Linked DNA regions of Homo sapiens: region 1 is linked to region 2. A link is a contact called in ENCODE Hi-C or POLR2A ChIA-PET data. All regions are on one chromosome and are shown on one strand. Each heading gives the region's core, a stretch centred on a gene start or an enhancer-like site at or near the end of the contact. The rest is flanking DNA. Distances are from core to core; before and after follow the strand shown.

The links. Hi-C counts contacts between places; a loop is a spot of excess contacts on that map. ChIA-PET counts read pairs that join two places held with the same protein, here RNA polymerase II (POLR2A). Pooled maps may share reads with other maps.
Region 1: a pooled map shows a loop between it and region 2 (2.1-fold over the local background). The contact joins the enhancer-like site here to the promoter of WWOX-AS2 in region 2. A Hi-C loop is called at or near these places in 3 of 50 pooled maps. POLR2A ChIA-PET finds 5 or more read pairs at or near these places in 2 of 52 experiments (T-cell and activated CD4-positive, alpha-beta memory T cell).

The regions. Positions count from the first base shown.
Region 1 is chr16:79,282,287-79,287,446 of GRCh38, reverse strand. It overlaps a transcript of MAF not described here. Among named protein-coding and RNA genes, the nearest start is that of MAF, 320 kb to the left of the region's middle. RefSeq lists an enhancer at 1-59. Within about 2 kb of position 3,731, at least 3 of the 41 ENCODE cell types and tissues checked have a DNase peak (open chromatin) inside an H3K27ac peak, as active enhancers do.
Region 2 is chr16:78,496,564-78,501,734 of GRCh38, reverse strand. It overlaps WWOX-AS2 (WWOX antisense RNA 2), which reads left to right and starts at 1,699. Exons shown (of 2, transcript XR_007065129.1): 1 at 1,699-1,786. The region is part of intron 8 of WWOX (WW domain containing oxidoreductase); the gene reads right to left.

The DNA.
Region 1 (5,160 bases), core at 2,482-4,981, 780 kb before region 2:
TGGTCCTCAAGCTTCCAGTGTGGACTCACATCAGCTGTGCCTCCCCCGCCAGCCCCCGCCTCACCGGGAAGGGGCTGGTTTGCAGAATGAGACCCTCTCAAGGCCGAGGGCCCGGGAGTGCTTCCTCTCTGCCCCTAGCTGAACAGCAGCTGGGCTGGGAGCGTGGCAGGTGTCTAACAGCCTGCCGCAATCCTGCATAACAGGAAGTGAAAGAGAACACCATATCCAATTGAAACTGCAGTGGAATATGGGCTGCAATGCTTAATTAACCACCCTCAGTCATTTCACAGATTTCTGTTGTTGCTGAAGGAAAAAAAAAAAAAAAAAAGGAAGGCAGAGTACGTGGAGGACAACAAAGCTGATTCTGGAATGTTCGTTTGTGTTCATGCTCCCTGCTCCCACAGTCAGCAGCCTGCTGACATAACGCGAAGGGGACGCTCACTTCTGGCTTCGGTTTTTAATGGGTTTCCAAAGGGTTTTTTTGTCTGTTTGTTTTTTGGTTTTTTGCCAGAGAGTCAGGTCTGTGCCATACTCCAAGAACTCGTCGATACGTTTGTGTGGGAGGAGGCGGGGAAGAGGCATGTTGAGTGCATTTGTGCAGTTGTGTCTCTACGAGGGTGTTTGTGCAGAGGCACACAAAGCTGTGTCCTGGGTTGTGTGGGAGCCTGTGGATACGGCCATGTGAGAACGGGTGGACGTGTGGGCATTTGCCTCTGTCTGGGTTGTTTCACCTGTTAAAGATGCGTGGGAATGTCTGTGGGTAGCTCTGAGCAAGTTCTGTATCTATGTGAGGCACCAGTATGTATGCCTGGATAGATATTTCAATAGATGTGTCTTTGCCTATGCTGAAAAAAGTGAGTGAAAGAAGTATTATTGTTCAAGTGTGCATGCACATATACACGTGTGCATGCAAGGATAATGGTGTGGCAAATAAATGTGTGAGTGAAGATGAGAAACAGCATACTGCCAAATGTATCAAGAACCCACTAAGTAGTTGGCAGTGAATTTATGCTATGAAACTATCTGCTACTTGATGGTGGGGCCAACTTTTCAATATCAGGTGACCTCAGCTTCCTTCTCTAGCAGAGGATAGTACAGAGGACTTTTCTAAGAAGGTTCCATAGTTTCTGTAGGCTTCACTTTGCATCATCACCTCATTTTCCAAACCAAACTTGCCTGTTCACCTAGATAGACTTTCTGGGGAGAGTCTTTGGAATGCTGTAAATTCTAAACGGTTTTTAAACAAAAAAGTATTTAAAAAGTATTTTAAAAGTATTTTAAAAGAAAAACCAGCTAGCTACTGCTTATTAAGGGCTGACTAGTTGGCCCATATCACCCAGATGCCTATCAATATTGATCTTATTTGATCTCTCAATAAACTTATTAGGTAGGAACTGTTATCATTTCCTCTGTAAACTGAAGTAGCCAGTGGGAGGTAGGGCCAGGGTTTAAACACACACTGTCGTGCTGTAGAACCCAAACTGTACTGAGTCATCGTCCCTAAATATGGGGGCAGAGATGGTGCCCCTTTGGCTCAGCCAGTTGTGCAGTGGGAATAATTTGCCACACTGCCCTTAGGAACAGTGGTCCCTTCTGTGAGCACCAGAATTGCTCCTGGAAAGAATGGCAGTGCAGACCTCAGTGTGCGCTGGTCACGTTGGGGAAGTCACCTCCCGCCTTCCTGCAGGACGTCAGTGCCCTCATTTGGTGGTGAGTCCTGCGGTGCCCTCTGGCCTTGCGGAATCCAGCTCCTGAGCAGCACACTTTCAGGATTTCAGGGTGGTTTCTGAGTAATGGATTCCCCACCCCTGGAGGCCACCAGAATCACCATGGTAAACTTCCTATAAAAGCAACATCCAGAGTCCCACTCCCAGAAATTCAGAGTCAGCGGTTCTAGAGAGGAGTCAGGAGCTTGCGTTTTGCACAAGCCTTCCCTGCTCCCCACACCTAGGGGACTCTGATGTAGGTGTCCAGGGACCAAATTTTCGGAAAAACTGCTGTCCCTATTTTCCAGCTGTACAGCTTAGGCATTCTCGTCCCTAATCCTAAAGGAGCTATCAAGAAGGAAGCCCTAATTCTAGGTCCAAGGCCACTCGTGGCTAAACAGTGCCCAGAATGGACCTAAGGAAAGCGGGGCCGTATATATTATGGCTTAAAGACCTAACGAAAGGGGGGCCGTATATATTAAAAATATTTTTTTAATAGATATTTTTTCCAAAGTCCAGTCTGCACTGACAGGCAATATTTCTTTAAAAGCTGCTGGGGAGAGCAGCAGACAAATGCCTATGAAGCCAGGCATCCCTCAAGGAATTTAAATGGGTCAGGAACTCTTAAAGAATTTAAATGAGCATGAAATAGGTATGGAAGGTTTTCTGGGCCAATATGCAAGCCAAATAGTAAATAACTATTTTCAGCACTGAGTTTGGTTGGCAAATTTGCATATACATGTGATGCCGTACGTTTCTATTTTTACCATGTAAATCTGCAATCTGTAAAGAGAGCCGCGTGCCTTCGTGGAAATCCAGGCTTGGACTGTTGGCTGGGGGGAGAGCTGATTTTCAGTCTGGCTGGACCCAGAGTTCTGTATTTTTAACGAGTCCAGGTGACTGAGAGATGAGCAGAAAAGAGGCACGGTGCACACTTGAAGTTTGTTCTCAGGTTGAGCCCTCATAGTGCCCAGATTTCCCCCAAAGCAAAGTGTTCATGCCTGAAAAACGGAAGTTAAAGTGGAAAGTTTGACATTTTCCTGTGACACCAGCCCTGCACAGTTTGAAACAACTTCCCAACCTTTCTTAAAAAGTCACCCTTGTTTTATGACTAACATTATTATTATCGATGATTATATCATTGGGATTATTATGATGATGGTCAAAATGTGAGAAAAGCATTGGCAGACATCTGCCGAACTAGAAATATCTCTGCTCTCTTTCCTGGTGCCCTTTTATGTTAGGCGTCTGCAATGAGCTAGATGTAAAGGTTTTGGGTAAATTTTTTGATGCCTTACTTTAGGCCCAGCATATAGTTGCCACTCAGGTATTTTGTAATTACCCAGTGGAACCCTCTAAGGGGTGATGTTGCCAAGTGAATGGGGCATTTGCCTTTGGATGGTGTGGAAGTAGTACCCGTCCTTCACCTTTTCTTGCTGCAAGAATGCATATGGCAGAAAGAAGGAAGTGCAACATCTTTCATATCAAGACCTTCATACCAAAGGGAGTTCTGCTGGGGTAGAAGGCGGATGGAGGTGGTTTGCCATAGCTTGTTTGCTTTAAGCTCCTGGGCGCAAAGCTTGCTGAAGGGTCAGTGGTGTTCTGCTAAATCGCCACTTAATACCAGCAATTTCTAGCACAAATATCAGGAGATTAACTTTATTAAAATACCTTGTAGTTGAGGAACATGGTAAGTGTAAATTTGTGCTAAAAGGACCCTTGTTCTGCCATCAATCACTACTATGGGGCTTTGTCTTTTTTTTTTTTTTTTTTGAGGAGGAGGTGCAGGGGGTAGATTATGGTTTCACTTAAATGGAAGGTGAGTGAAGCAGATTAGCTCCCCAGCTACCCCGTGCAGGAGACACTGGCATGTCTGTTTGAGGACAGGCCAAGCAGCTTGGTGAAAGTTCAGGTGCATCTGCCCAAGGTCTCTGGAGGTAGTGCAAGTGCCAAAGCAGCGTGCAGGTTCTGTGCGGCCTGTGCTTAGTTCTCAGATACTTTCATTTTCAGAATATTAGTTCCTTTGTCAGAGCTAACCCAGAGTCTGTAATGATTGCTGAGCAATTGGTTATGGCGACACTACCATATTTGGACAATTTTCAGAAACTACCTAAGATTTTTATGACAGCTTCAAAGACTTGCAAAATGTTTTTTAAGAGATCTTTTTAATCGTTTTTTAAAAGTTTGTCATTCCCTTTCTTTCAGTCATCAGAAAAGCATATAGGTGACCTAAAGGCGTTGGATGTAGAATTTGGGACTACAAATTAAGCATTTGAGGATCTTTTTAAAATACAAAGATTTATGCTTACACTGCTCTAGAATGAGGAGAACTTTTTACCAATTTTAAGAAGCTTTTAAAAAGAATATATTGCAAATTCTAGCCCAAAGTGTAAACTTTCTGGAATGTACTTATTGTGAACTGGGAGGAAGTTTCATATGTCTAATGTAACATGGCGTGCTTTTCTAGAAAGATGGTTTTCTTTGTTCATCATTGAGTTTAAAAATTATTATCTTACACAAACCCTATCCATTCATCCATTCATCCATCCATCCATTCATCCGTCCATCTATCCACTCACGCCATAAATATGTGAAGGACATTCACAATGCCTGGTACTGTGCTGGTTGCAGTTACCAGAGATACAAAGATGAATCAGAAACATTCCCTATTCCCCACCCTCAAGGAGCTCAGAATCTGGTACAATAGACCCTTGGCAGGTGCAGGTTTGACATTTGTGGTTTTGACTATTTGTGAGTAACCCAAAGCTTTATGACTTCCTAACTTGTCATTTTTGCTGCTTCATGGGTTTGAAACATGCCTTTGATGAAACTCATAAGCAAATAGGACCCTTTGGATTAATGAATGGGTTTAGCTGACAGCCCACAGTCCACCCTGAGACTAGCTTTGTAGTTCTGCACCCAAAATCATTCTCCTCAGGCGATAAAATACTGTTCAAGGGAGAATATTAAACCCCCAGATGAAACCACCTGCCAATGCTATTTATTAAACTAAAGAGAAAGTAAAGAGATCTACTTACAGTTTTGATTGGAGAGATCATATGACAAACTGATACTGAGTAATTTGAGAATTTGCACCTTCCTAATCTAAAAGGTCTTCTTTGGCTAAAGAGAGTTGAGTTCATTCTGTTACCGTAGCCTTTGGGGAAGCGGTGACTGTGGGGCCAGTTATAAGTATTCCTGGGACTCCAAGTTGCAGGACTTCTGTCACTTAAAGATTCAGATCACCTTAAAGATTCAGGCTCCCACTCTTTGGTGACACCATTAATATTTTCCTTTTAGAGGAGGGATACCCTAGTGCCCACATCACTGATGCTACATTAGTGGTTATTCTGGTTCTGCTGTTTTTATGATCACAAAGTTAAAAGAGAAATTGATCCACCAACCTCCTAACAGTTTTATAATCTCCTCTCCCAGGGAACTTGGGGTGGCTTCC
Region 2 (5,171 bases), core at 450-2,949:
TGAAACTCTGTCTCTAATAAAAGTACAAAAATTACCCAAGCATGGTGGCGGATGCCTGTAATCCTAGTTACTCGGAAGGCTGAGGCAGGAGAATGGCGTGAAGCCAGGAGACAGAGGTTGCAGTGAGCCAAGATCCCACCACTGCACTCCAGCCTGGGTGACAGAGGAAGACTCCATCTCAAAAAAAAAAAAGAAAGAAAAAGAACTTCTCAGGTGGTTCTAACGTACAGCCCAAAGTGAGCAGTACAGTTTGAAAGAGAGCCAGCAAAAAGGTTGGAACTTTAAAGAAAAGCTGGGTGAGCTATTTTGCAGGCTGTCTCAATTTCTTACACATTCACAGATACCTAGACACTGCTGCAGCCGGCTAGAGGAGGTCATCTTAAGCTCTTGAAAATCTGAAGATTTTCATAAAGAATGCCAAAACATTTACACAAACAAAGATATCTGAACCAAGGGGTCTGCTTTTATTTATTTTTTTTTTATTTTGTGTTTTTACAACATGCAGGTGCTGCTCCAAAAAAGTTTTTCAAAAAAAAAAAAAGAGAAAGAAAGAGAGAGAAAGAAAAACATGTATTGCAGTGAGGGTATTTATGTTCAAAGTTCAGAAATTTGTGGGCATTAACTGAGACCTGGAATCCCTGCCATTCAGCTGACCCTCTGCCCTGCCCAACATTCTTCACTGTTAAATGCCTAAGAATAATAGCCTCCTCCACCTGCACCCCAGCAAAGTGAAACATATTTCCCTGGCTGGGTTTTAAGTCAAGCTAAACACCAGCAGACCTAAGCGTGGTACCTGCATCACTTGGCCGTCCAGAGAAAGAGACACACTGGCTTTGAATTCTTTTGGAACTTCTTTGAGCCAGAAAATATCGACTCCTAGCAGGCCCAGCACAGGCGCTGTTGTACATGCTCTCTGGGTCTGTACTGATCAATGACAATTTTGGTAAACACTGCCTGAATAATTCATCATAGAAAAAAGCTTTCGAATTAAATGATATTACTGGGGCTTCCAGCACAAACACACACGTGTTCCCGAAAAGCTAGTCCAGCTGGAAGACTGCTTGGAATAACCACGATGATACCCAAGCTAAGCCCCCCATTTTATAAATTGTAATGAGTCATCTACCTACCCTACCCTCAGTCATAGGAAAATGCTGTTGGAGCCTCAGCCAGGTGTTCCAGCAGCATGCACCTGGCACATCTTGCTATGGCTTCTCATGGTAAAATGCTACCATGGTTAACCCAACGCGGCAGCATGCAGCGATCTAAAAAAAAACAAACAAAAGCGGAACAAAGATAGATGAAGGGAAAAAGGAAGGAAGGAAGGAAAGAAGAAAAGGAGGAAGGAAGAAAGAAATGCAAAAATGTTGGCTGTATTTTGTGCAGAGTAAAACTGAATGGCAGCGGGAATAATTCAATTTAATCTTGGCAAGCGGAATGGAGACTTAGGAACCACAGCAAATGCCAAGCAATTCATACCTTCTGTTTTATTTTAAAGCCCCACCTTTCCCCACTGCACAAAGTCACACACACAATTAGTACTGCATTGACCGTAGGACTGGCAAAATTCTACACCAAAAAGCTATCCTTGGCTCAAAATGAGCTCATGCATTAGAATGGCACACCAAAAACCTCAATGTGTGCTTTGAACCATGCTAGTCTGCTTTGCTGTTGTGTTGTTTTGTATTTTCCCACAGGCAGAAACCAGGTTTTGACCCACTTCTTCTCCATCCCTCTACTGCTTTCTTTAAAGATTCAAAATGAGTCTCAGTGAGGCCTCAGAACGGTAAGGACCATTTGGTACTACTTAATCCTATTTAGGCAAGGCCAGGAATGTCTATTTATAGCACATTAAAGACGGAATGTAAGGGAGGGGTCCATGGCATGAAATTCAAGGTCTCAGCATCCAGAGACAATGGGACTTCCAGTGCCTTGGCCTCGATTTCTTACAAATGCGTTCCACGGATGTATTTGACAGAGGCTGGTGTCAAGTCCTGGGCTGGATACTGGAGCTACAGATTAAAAAAAATAAGACATGGTTCTTATCCTTAAGGAGTCAAAGCCTAATAGGGAAGAGAGTCGCAGGCACAAACAACTACCAGATGGTACAACTAGTGCTCTACACTAAGAGCCGGCAAAGGGGCCCTGGGCCAGGAGGCAGGAAGCCCGTCCACCGCCCGGCATTGTGGACTCAAGGAGACAGCTGATGAGTAATCTGCAGTCGCTGCTAGTTGCCAAAGAACGGAAAATCTCCATGAGTCCCACCTGACCACTTAGAAAGGTTAGCTATGGTAAAAAGTGAACAGGTGGGATACAAGCCAAAAGACAAATAAGACTATGAGACTATCACAAAGGGGCTGGTGGACAGCCAGGGGGTCTCCCGTGGGCCAAACCCATCCAGAAAGACTACAGAGCATGTGTGCCACCCCACCACCAGAAGCAAGGCCACACACATAAGAACATCGTAGCTTGCTGCCTTTCCACCACCTCCGCCCCCTCACCCCCCCAAAGCAAAGCCATCTCACTGAGCTAGGGCCAGCGTGGACACCTTCAAGTGTTAGATACGCACTATCACCGTGCATCACGAGGAAAGAGAAGGGCCCACATGGTTTTCATACTTAGGAAAATTCAGCTTTAATCAAACTCAGTTAATTATTGACTCAACAAGGATGAAACTACAATAAAACCATTTTTGCCAGAGGCCAAACTATTAAGAAACCTCGTGTACTTCATAGACAAAAAGCCTTCAGAAGTATTCCTTGAGCCTTCATAATATTCCATCTTAACAATCATTATTGTGCTTATCTCTCAATGCCAATAAAGGAGAGACAATCGAGGAAGTTGCCTATGTATTTAAGGAAAAAAAACAGACCAGTAACAGTGGCTCCTGCCTGTATTCCTAGCATTTTGGGAGGCCAAGGCAGGAAGACTACTTGAAACCAGGAGTTCGAGATTATAGTGAACTATGATCATGCCATCATGCCACTGCACTCCAGCCTGGGCAACAGAGCAAGATCTGTCTCTGTTTAAAAACAGAAAGAGAGAATGGGGAATCGGCCTAAGTAAATGCCGCTGCTCTCCTTTACAGAATTAGTGAAACAACAATGTCCCTTCTGAATTTTTCTTGCCATGAACATCTCCCAATCCTTGTGTGTTGCTCATTACCCTTTAGGCCAAAGGTGTGCAGCACTTTCTCGGTCTCTGTCACCTTCAACTCCTCATCAATAGCCTCACACCTTGTGCTTCTCAGTGGGTAGAGTTTTATCATAAGATTTGTGAGCAGGCCATGTGTGGTTTAGAAAAGGGGCTCTTCCTGAAAACCTTGCCCCTAGGTGGGGAAGGGGTGGGAAGAGATGTGCCTGGTCTATCAACTGTGAAATCACTGGCCTGAGCCCCATGAATTACAGCCTGCAATTTACAGAGCAATAAAATAAACCACAAAATACGCTTTAAGAAGTCTAACAGCATTATTTTTCTCCTCCTGCTTCATGGTGACAACCCTGATGCTTTTTTTTCTTTTTTTTTTTTTTGAGATGGAGTCTTGCTCTGTTGCCCAGGCTGGAGTGCAGTGGCACAATCTCGGCTCACTGCAAGCTCCACCTCCCATGTTCATGCCATTCTCCTGCCTCAGCCTCCCAAGTAGCTGGGACTACAGGCGCCCGCCACCACGCACAGCTAATTTCTTTTTGTATTTTTAGTAGAGACAGCATTTCACCATGTTAGCCAGGATGGTCTCGATCTCCCGATCTTGTGATCCGCCCACCTCGGCCTCCCAAAGTGCTGTCATTACAGGCGTGAGCTACTGCTCCCAGCCCCCTGATGCTTTGTTAAAAATACCAAATTCCCTTTAAAATGTGGGCTTTTTTAATTTTTTTATAATTCTCAGTAACTCCGGTGTATAATCTACCATTTATTGATTTATTTATGATAAAACAACCTCTCATTGTGAAAAACAGCTAAGGGTGACATCTCCAGACCCAACCACTGTCCCTGTAATGTCCTGCTGAGAGTCCACATTTTGGAAATCCAATCATGAAGAGTGATTAGACCTAATCAAACAAGTATTTATTCAACACACAATAATGCTAGATGTTGGAAGGGCCATTTTTACATCAGATTCTTTTCTTGCATTTACGCTGTGTGTACATTTTGAATATTAACCCCTTATCACATGTGTGGTTTGCAAATATTCTCTTTCTGTAGGATGCTGCTTCACTCTGTTCATTGCTTCCTTTCTGTAAAGAAATTTTTTAGATTGTTGTAATCCCAGTTGTCTATTTTTGCTTTTGCTACCTGTTTTTCGGTTCATATACAAAAACACTCATTGTGCAGACCAGTGTCATGGAGCTTTCCTCCTTGTTTTCTTCTACTAATTTTACACTGTCAGATCTTATGTTTAAGTCTCCAATCCACTTTGAGTTGATTTTTCTATATGGTGTGAGGTAAGAAAAGAACAAATTCTGAATAAAATTGGAGGAAAAGCTAGAATCAGAGCAAAAAAATGAGTATGTGCTGTGGAATCATTTGGTCAACTTCCTCATGTGCATATGCTATTGAGTCTTTCCAAACACCACCACTCTCAAGCATGAGCAGACATACACCTAACAGAAGGTCATCTGTTGTTTTATGCCAAAGCAAAAGGCATACAATAGACGGCTTGGGCCTTAGCATCCAACATCCCCAAATCTCCCTGCAGAATAATTTCTGACTTTGCCTTCCTCCAAAGTTTCCCATTACTAACATCTTTGCCATAGTTAACTCCCTTGATTTGAGCATTTCATTCTCCTTCTGGATGGCTTGAGAGGGCGGGAAAGGAGAGAATCAATGAGCAAGGCCATCTGGCTTCAACAGTCATTCATTCCTCTCCTTCCATGCACATGGCACAGCAAAAGGGGTTTCCGGAAAGTTGGAGTGACTTCTCCATGTCTTGGGGCCTCTTCCTCAATGCACTTCCCATTTCCCTGGGCACAGCAAATGCAAACACACAGTAAGAAAGCTAATAATTTGTTTGGTTTTACATAGTGAGTTGTCAGTGATGTTGTCTAAAGGGACACCTGAAACCACGAGTAAACCAGAAACTTGGGGTGCATAGAATGCATCCCTCCCTTCAAGATCTTATGCACTAAAGAAAGCAGTGTAATGGGACAAATCCATTTCCCAAAACATGTCCA